Linked DNA regions of Homo sapiens: region 1 is linked to region 2. Evidence: chromatin contacts called from ENCODE Hi-C data. All regions are on one chromosome and are shown on one strand. The core of a region is the stretch at or near the end of the contact, and the rest is flanking DNA. Distances in the headings are between cores, read along the strand shown. Region 1 holds the start of BIVM (basic, immunoglobulin-like variable motif containing). Region 2 holds the start of LINC01232 (long intergenic non-protein coding RNA 1232).

Region 1 (4,544 bases), core at 418-2,917, 3.3 Mb before region 2:
CCCACCCGGTGTCCTCCCGCGCCCTCCAGGCCCCTTCCTCCCCTTCAGACCTGCGGGTCCCCAGAGCCGAGGCGCCAGCCTGTCAAAAGATACCGGGAGTCCTCCGCGCCTGGCGCCAGCCTCCAGCCCGCGCCCCTGGGGAGGCCGGGAGCGTTTCCACCACCGTCCTCTGACAAGCTCGCCGCTCGGCCGGGCTCCGAGGCCGCCGGGACGGAGTAGACAGTCGCGCAGGCCAAGCCCCGCCGCGCAGAACCAGTGCGCGCGGAGGCGACGCGGGCAGAGAGGAAGGAGCGCGGCTGCGCTCCCTGCCCGTGGCCAACCCAGCCCGCGCCTCCGCGCGTGTCGCGGGCACCCCGAGTCCCCAGCCCGCAGAGCCCAAGGGCCGCCGAGGCCTCCTCGCCCCTACTCCCTCCTCTACCTTCCCTCACCGGCCGGAAGACGAGGCTCTCCGCCAGGGGGAGCGCGCCGAGGCCCGGGGGTGACCGCCTCGAACATGCTTGCCCCGGGCCCCGGGGACGCTGTTGGTGTTAAAGGGGGCCCACGGGCAATTGCTGCATCCGGGCTAAGAGCTGGGGCTCCGATTCGACTGTTTGAGTAAACGAGTCGGTATCATTAATAATGACAATTGCACAAAAGAAAATAGGAAAGAAACCCCCTTTCCTGGCGCCGAACCAGGCCCGCCTTGGCTCGGAGCCACCGGCTCTTCTGGGTTTTCGGGGCAGCTGGCAAGAGGGAGGCAGGCAGAGGAGGCGGCTCCGGGTCCGACTGCCAAGCTGACCAGGGCGGTGAGCCCGTGACTCCTGGCGGCGGCCCAGACCCGGGTGCTGGCGTGCAGGGGAAGGCGACGGCCGCTGCGCGCTGGTTCCCGGACCCTGCCCAGCGTGGCGTGGAGACCGACGGCCGCACAGGGGTCACCGGTATCCACATGGACACCTCCTAATCGAGCTTTGTTCACCAGAGGGCTAGGCCCTTCTTTCCCTGGCGCTTCTCTTCCCCCCGCGACACAGCTCTTCCCCCTACTCCTTCCCGGGAGAGCGCGCACCCATGCAGTGGCCTCCATCTGGACGCCACGGGGCTCGGAGAGGCGATGACCCCTGGCAGCCCAGGCCGGTATCGAATTAAGTAAAAATTTTGAATGCCCAGGTGGCTGCGCGTAGAGCGGCAGCAGGCCGGGCTGGCGGCGCCCAGGTGCCCAGCGGAGGGCCAGGCGCTCAGAGCGCACAGCCGGCCGCCACCTCGGCCCCTGCCCCCCGCCCCGGGGTACCTCTGGCCTGTCGGGTGGGGTCGGGTCGCTGCGGCCGCGGCGGAACCCGGCTCCGGACCTGGATCACAGCATCCAGCGCGCGGCCGGCGAGGCGCCTCCTGTTACCCTGGGGCCGGCGTCCCTCGTCCCATCGGAGCGAGCGAGGATGCTGCGGTGCCCGGCGACAGGTCGTCGGATAGCATTGACAGCACCTTCCTTTCAAGGTGCTTTATGCCTGCCCTCTCCACGTGCGGAGGGCAGGGTGACCAACGCAAAAACCTGAGCTGCGCCTCCAGACCCGTGCGCCCCTTTGATGGGCATCTGTGGTGTTTATCTGTCCCCCGAAAGCGGTGACCGAGAAGTAAATAAATGGGCGAGAGGTGGTAAAATCCTGGCAGTATTTCCGCTCGTCCTGTCGCGAACTACATATCCCAGGGAGCCCGGGGCGCCGGGACGCGTGTCCACCCCGCCATCCACTTGGAGAAGGCGTTACTGAGCCTGGCCCGACGCACGGGCCAATCCCCTCGCCCTACACCTTGGCTGGAACCTGAGACGGATTCGCTCCCAAATGATGCTCCAGTGGCAGGAGCAACTCAAGTTCATCATTGTCCTGAGAGAGAGGAGCAGCGCGGTTCTCGGCCGGGACAGCAGAACGCCAGGGGACCCTCACCTGGGCGCGCCGGGGCACGGGCTTTGATTGTCCTGGGGTCGCGGAGACCCGCGCGCCTGCCCTGCACGCCGGGCGGCAACCTTTGCAGTCGCGTTGGCTGCTGCGATCGGCCGGCGGGTCCCTGCCGAAGGCTCGGCTGCTTCTGTCCACCTCTTACACTTCTTCATTTATCGGTGGATCATTTCGAGAGTCCGTCTTGTAAATGTTTGGCACTTTGCTACTTTATTGCTTCTTTCTGGCGACAGTTCCAGCACTCGCCGAGACCGGCGGAGAAAGGCAGCTGAGCCCGGAGAAGAGCGAAATATGGGGACCCGGGCTAAAAGCAGACGTCGTCCTTCCCGCCCGCTATTTCTATATTCAGGCAGTGGATACATCAGGGAATAAGTAAGTCGAGAAACGGCTCCTTACCTATTTTGGATGGCGGTTAAATCTGTTTCTCCCTTTAAGATTTTTCTTTCCAAGAACTCGTTTCTCCACAGCAGTTTATATTCCAGGATATTTGGTTACCCATTTTTCTCTGTAGCTGTAGAAATTGTTCCGAATTATAATATATGCAATATAATGTATTGTATATAACATATAAAATAATCTCCTAGCAATTTTGATTCAGATTCCCACATTATCAGGGCAAGACAAAGTCCCTCCACTTTGCTGGAAATACTGTTTCTAACTACTTTTCGCATAAGCTATTATAAGGGATTTAAACCTAGTTGTTAGAGACTTGATGGGCTTCATCTTTCTCTGGTGCGGCCCTCAATTTTCAAGGAGACATCTGCAGGTAAGCATGTTTTGAAACTGAAAAAGAAAAATGAAGTACTATTTGAAACTTCAGAGTTCGGAAGGAAAGTATCGAAGTATTAATCTCCTATATGATTGTAACAAATATTTTGTTCCAATGAATTTAATACTTTAACATCATACTTAAAACTTATTTTTATAATTCCTATACTTCTGAAATGATTGTCTCTATTATTGGTGGATGCTGACTGTGTGTATTTCATACAGAAAAAAATACTGGAATAAAAGGTTGTCAAGTAAAAGGCAGGTTGTAAATTTTGTTATTTGGCAAAAGATGATACACTACCTACTACTTTGCTTTTGCCCATGGCTGAGCGTGAGTTTTTTTTTTTTAAGACAGGGTTTCACTTCCTAGCCTAGTCTGGAGTGCAGTGGTGCAATCACAGCTCACTGTACCCTCAACCTCCCAGGCTGAAGCTATCCTCCCACCTCAGCCTCCCTAGTAGTTGGGACTACAGGCGTGTGCCACCTCGCCTGGCTATTTGTTTTTTATTATTATTATTATTATTTGTAGAGACAGGATCTCACCTTGTTGCCCAGGCTGATCTCGAACTCCTGGCCTCAAGCAGTCTTCCCTCCTTGGCCTCCCAAGATGTTGAGATAGTAGGCATGGGCCACAGTGCCAGGCCTGAGCGTGATTTATAATACTGATATTGTAAAGATTCATTGGCAGAGATTTTTCAAAATAAGATCATTATCTTTGGGAGCATCATTTGATCACAAATATCCAGATGTGATAGCATGAAATAAGTTAGTAAGAATATTTTTCCATATGGAATGCATGAGTATGTTCTGTGCTTATATAGATTAATAGTCTTAACATACTCCATTGTGACTGTTTAATGAAACTGTTTCATGTTATCTTGGCCATTGTCATCCTCATTTTTTTAAATCTCTGATCCATCATATTCATTCTGGTACTAAAAGCATAAGAGAAGAAGAAGCAATCATATGTTAGAGGAAGAATGTGGAGGAGAATAATCAAGTTTCCAGACTGAAGAGCATAACCTTTGTGTGTTTGTTCGTTAAAATCTGTTTATCTCCCCCATTGCCTTTTCATCACAGATTCACATCTTCTCCAGGCGAAAAGGTCTTCCAGGTGAAAGTCTCAGCACCAGAGGAGCAATTCACTAGAGTTGGAGTCCAGGTTTTAGACCGAAAAGATGGGTCCTTCATAGTAAGATACAGAATGTATGCAAGCTACAAAAATCTGAAGGTGGAAATTAAATTCCAAGGGCAACATGTGGCCAAATCCCCATATATTTTAAAAGGTAATTTGGAATATAATTTTATAACAGCAGTATTTGAATAAAATAATATATGTTATTCCATCAACAAAAACAACTTGGCATGATATATATATATATATATATATTTTTTTTTTTTTTTTTACTGAAAGAAGAAAAATAAAGGCTTTCTACTTGAAAGCTAAGTTATGAGTCCTGGTAAAAAGACATTCAAGATTTGAACGGAAATTCTGATTTGCTAAAGAGCAAGGAACATATTAGTAGAGAATTTACTCCGCGAAGACATACATTAGCAAGAATAATCAAGCTGTGTTCATGCTCATATATGATACTTTCTTAATTGGAAATATATGACTTAAGTAACTGATAAGTGTTATTGAAATTAGGTAGATCACTTCAGGAAGGGAGATAGCTCGAAAGACAAGGAGCGCACTGGTGGTTGTTTTTTTGTCTTTGTTCCAATGCCATTTTCCCAGAGAAATTCTCTGACATTTATTTATTTATTTATTTATTTATTTTTTTTTTTTTTTTTTTGAGGCAGAGTCTCGCTCTGTCACAAGGCTGGAGTGCAATGGCGCAGTCTTGG
Region 2 (4,550 bases), core at 1,959-4,458:
CCTTTTAAGTGTTTAAAACCATCTCAGAGAAAATAGTGAGACCTCGTATCTTTTTTTGTGTATTAAAATCTTTTACACTTAAAACTCAGAAATCAAGTGCCTCAACCATTACAGCAACTCTTTATTAATGCACTTTGTGTGGCTCTGGGTGTTATACTCCACAAATAAGGAACCAACTTCTAATTGTGAAGCGAGATATCAAAGTCCTAGAAAGAACAAGCTCTCCTAACCAACTAGAAGGTTCCAGGAAAATGCAATTAAACAGGAAGCAATGAAGTTAAAAGCTAATGGAAACTGTTAACTAGGCTGAGTGTTGCTCACATGTAGGGAGTCGGTCACCCGCTTCCTCAGCGTACATGTTACAGGGCTGTGAGCGAACACTCACGCGTGGACCTGCATACATCCAACTCCAAAGCTCTGAGGCGTGAAGCCCAACTCCAAGGGCGCTCCACACGGTCCCTGTTCCAGGAAAACTGAATACAGCTGCTCGTGCCACTTGGCCCGCAAGACGGGAGGCGAGTCTGAGGCCCACTGCGTCCTCCAGAAACTACCCTTGCAAGGGCTGTTTCAGAGCCCCCCACCCACAGCCCAGCAGACCCCAAAAGCTTCTGGGGAAACTCAACCCCACCCGCTGCTACGCCCCCTTCCCTCGCTCCCACCCGAGGATCAGCTCCCCCGGATAGGGACGACTTCCCCTTCCAACAGTGCATCAGAGGGCTCGTCAGGCCTCACCCACCTTGCACTCGTCGCTCTTTTTTTCTTCGTCGCAGAAGTTGACGGGCGCCAGGCCGGGCAGGTAGAAAGCGCCGCTCCGGCGCGGGCCAGGAACCGCCCCCAGCAGGAGCAGCGACAGCAGCAACAGCCGCGGCCACCGAGGTGGAGACAACACCGGCAGCCTCGCGCTCATGATAGTTGTTTCGGGGAAAGGGCAATCAAACCTAGGGGGTCAAGAGGGAAGGAGGGGTGGGGAGTCTCGGAGACGACTACAAGGCCGCCAGAGATAAAGGAAGCCGGCCCCCAGAAGGCTAGTTCCGGTTGCGCTAGGAGACACCCCGGGTCCCGCAACAGAAACCGAAGCGGACCGCAACAGAGCATGCGCACCGCCGTCTGCACATGCTCAGTGAGAACGGTCGCAGGCACCAGGAGGAGTTTCCGGGAGGGAGCGGGGGCGAAATCCACTTTCCGGGTTTTCCGCGCGCCAGCTGAGGTGGTTGCTGGGAGAGGTGGTTGCTGGGAGAGCTGTTCCGGCGCTCACGTTCCAATTCCAAATTACAAATTCCGATCTAGAGCTCCCACGCTTGGGGGCTGTGGAGCGCTCGCCAGCCGCTCCCCGTTTGCTGCTGGGTCTTACGAAGTTCTCATATCCATCATACAGTTTCTTTGTCACACTGTCCGCGGCACGCCAGTCCCTATGACAGAAAGCACCTGCGGTCTGTCTGGAGGCGGAGTTGGTGGCGGAGAGAAAAAGTTCTGGAGACACCTGGTTGGGAGCAGGCTAAGGAAACAAATGGGGAGGAATTAGCCACAAATCCTCAAATAGACAGCTACTCAAAGGCATCTTCACGGACAATTTCCAAGCATTGGATGCAGTGGTGCATTCTTGCATTGGGCAGTGATTGTGTGCACACATCTCTTTAAGGGAGAGTGGAAATGGGGTGAGGAGGAAAATGGGAGTAGGATAGAGTGTAGCGTTGACATTTATTTTCTTTAAAGGAAGACCCGAGCATACCTGAGAGCTCAGTGAAGAAAGTAGTTCTGGCGAATCGGATTAATATGGTATGATCAGCCTTTAGCAAGATTCTATCACTTTTCCCACTGATGATGTGAGACGGTGTCCGCGTGTGTAAGTGCACACACGTGTGTGTGTGTGTGTGTTGCATCTTCTGAGTATTTTTCAAGGAGAAGCTTTTTAGTGATCTGAAAAAGTCAATTCAGTTAGCCACTAGAGTTCAATCAAAAACTTCGGAAGAGTGCATCATCTTAAAGTACATAAGAGAGAATCATGACCTCCAGCTCAGAATTCAAGAATAGGCAGGTTTGTGAAATAGTAAGCTCAGAAAGTTGAGGGCCAGTGAACTCCTATTTCAAGTTCTTGCGGGTGTTTGTACTTTTTTCCCAGGTAAGGTTTATAACTTTCATCAGATTTTCAAAGGGACCTAGGACCCTGCAAATTGATCCATATAGTGGGGTAGCCAAGTTAATCAAGAGAACTGGGAAGTAGAAAAGAACGTTCATCTTAAGGTTGTTGTGAAGATTAAATCAAAAATGGAGGGAAAGTGCTGAGCACATAGCTTGGCCCAAGGAATGGCACTTTTTTTTTTTTTTTTGATAACAAAAACTAATCTGGTAGGGCCTGAGCAGAAAATTGTGCCTAGGTGGCTTCCCTTTCATGTCCTCTCCCTCAAATAAATCAACATATTCGCTGAACTTTGGGATAGGGAAAAATTGTAAAATATTCTGTATTTGGAAGTCATGGAGATTTCCAATATAACAAAAGGAAGCAGACGTTTTCTCCAAATATTAAGAGGAGGAAACAAAAATTAACATTTTTGCTCACTATCTTCTTTTCCTAGCACCACTGAAACTTGACCTTCGGCCGGCGCGGTGGCTCACGCCTGTAATCCCAGCACTTTGGGAGGCCGAGATGGGCGGATCACGAGGTCAGAAGATCGAGACCATCCTGGCTAACACGGTGAAACCCCGTCTCTACTAAAAATACAAAAAAATTAGCCGAGCGTGGTGGCGGGCTCCTGTAGTCCCAGCTACTTGGGAGGCTGAGGCAGGAGAATGGCGTGAACCCGGGAGGCGGAGCTTGCGGTAAGCCGAGATCGCGCCACTGCACTCCAGCCTGGGCGACTGAGCACGACTCCGTCTCAAAAAAAAAAAAAAAAAAACAAAAAAAAAACTTGACCTTCATTATATCTCACTGCCCTCATCCCAAACATTTCCTCTCCCAGTTTTCCAGGAAACGGCATCGCTGCCCATCTCTTTTCAGGCCCCAACCCTGGAGAAGAACCTAAATTTCTCATTTCCTCACTACCTACCTCCAGTCCTTCAGCAGGTCCCGTTGGTTGGGCTGCTAAACTATGGGCTAAATCCTTTCAGTACTTTCCATGCCCACAGCTACCACTCTGGTCCAAGCCAAATTCTTAGTTCCCCTGGACTTCTTACTGCAGTAGCCTCTCAGCTTCCACTCTTGGCAAAATCAATTTTATAAAACCTTGAAATCCCTTAATACCACTCGTCTGCTTAAACCTCGGCATCCCACATTTACCACTATCAGGAAGGATCACGTTTGTTTGTTTGCTGTCTCATTCCCCCATTTATATGTGAATTCCACGGGTAAGGGCCTGCTCCTACATCCCACACCTCTACATCCACAGAGCCTAGAGACCGCAGGCGCGGGGAAAGCACTCCACGACCATCACTGGCCAGGCCACAAGAGTGCTGGATCTAAATTTGGAACCGGACTTTCAGAGCTGAAATAAACCTGAGGTTTTCCAGGGGCTTTTAACCTCCTTTTACAGCCAAGGATGCGCCTAAGAAAGGGGAGAGGCTTCCGTGACTTCCTGCAGTAACGCAGCCACTAGAGATTGAGACTACAACGACTTGGGAGTCTAAAAGTCTGCAACCTTTTCCACTCCAGAGCTCAATGTTTCCTCAATCCCCCGGGATCGGCATCAGCAAAAACCCGGAGAAGCGGAGCCTTTCTCAAAGAAAATGACCTCCAGACTCATGCTACCATCTCGACCGGTGCAAGTATCACGCATGCGCAGGGCCGGCCGCCCGGCCGCACCTCGCCAACTCCTACTCGGACACGTCATCTAGGTCGGCCTGGGTCTGGTGGGAGGGGCCGGGGGCGGGGCTCGTACGCGGGGCGAAGTGGTCCCCCTACTTCCGGATCCGGCCTCACCTGGCCAACGCCTCATTCGGGGTTCCTTGGTTACGTGGCTGCGGTGTCTACCCGGTGCTGGGGCGTGGCGGAGAGAGACCGCCCCGCCCTCCACGCAGGCCACAAAATGGAGGCCCTGCCCTGTGGGCTTTTGTGGCCTGGGCGCTGTCGTGCCGAAAGACGAAAGTGACAATTCCAGTTGCAAACTGGAAAGAAATGGAGTTTTTCCTTCATTCTCCCCATGATCGTGACGGTCCTTTTCTCAAAGTACTAATACTTTTAATGGGACTGTAAAACTTGAGGGATATGACTCTCTCCTCTCCTCTGCTTCAGATTGCATTTGCCAACTCTGATTTACCGCCAATACTATGGTGCTGTCATATTCATAGAGACAGAAAGTAGAGCAGTGGTTGTAGAGAGAGTCTGCAGAAGGAGGGATGGGGATTTACTGTTTAATGGCATACGGTTTCAGTATGGGTTGGTGAAAAAGTTGGGATGAATGGTGATGACTGCACAACAATGCAAATATGCTAATGTCACAGAAGTGTACACTTAAAAATGGTTAGACGGTAAGTTTTCTATTATGTATATTTTACCACAATTTTTTTTTAAATGCAACAGAGTCTCGCTGTTGCCTAGGCTGGAGTGCAGTGGCAGG

Evidence for each region. Hi-C counts contacts between places; a loop is a spot of excess contacts on that map. Pooled maps may share reads with other maps.
Region 1: a loop to region 2 is called in a pooled map, with 5 times the contacts of the local background. The contact joins the promoter of BIVM here to the promoter of LINC01232 in region 2. A Hi-C loop is called at or near these places in 1 of 168 maps with a recorded cell type or tissue (CD4-positive, alpha-beta T cell), 1 of 37 single-sample maps with no recorded cell type and 5 of 50 pooled maps.

The regions. Positions count from the first base shown.
Region 1 is chr13:102,796,242-102,800,785 of GRCh38, reverse strand. BIVM (basic, immunoglobulin-like variable motif containing) reads right to left here and starts at 1,667. Exons shown (of 11, transcript NM_017693.4): 1 at 1,265-1,667. POGLUT2 (protein O-glucosyltransferase 2) reads left to right here and starts at 1,810. Exons shown (of 10, transcript NM_024089.3): 1 at 1,810-2,297; 2 at 3,777-3,982. The coding sequence starts at 2,116. RefSeq lists silencers at 41-470, 501-550, 1,111-1,380 and an enhancer at 1,441-1,660.
Region 2 is chr13:99,497,964-99,502,513 of GRCh38, reverse strand. It overlaps LINC01232 (long intergenic non-protein coding RNA 1232), which reads left to right and starts at 3,208. Exons shown (of 5, transcript NR_110731.1): 1 at 3,208-3,828. It overlaps LINC00449 (long intergenic non-protein coding RNA 449), which reads left to right and starts at 1,451. Exons shown (of 2, transcript NR_133664.1): 1 at 1,451-2,119; 2 at 2,574-2,791. It overlaps TM9SF2 (transmembrane 9 superfamily member 2), which reads right to left and starts at 1,042. Exons shown (of 17, transcript NM_004800.3): 1 at 737-1,042. The coding sequence starts at 907. RefSeq lists enhancers at 662-1,250, 1,157-1,336, 3,615-3,734, 3,745-3,954.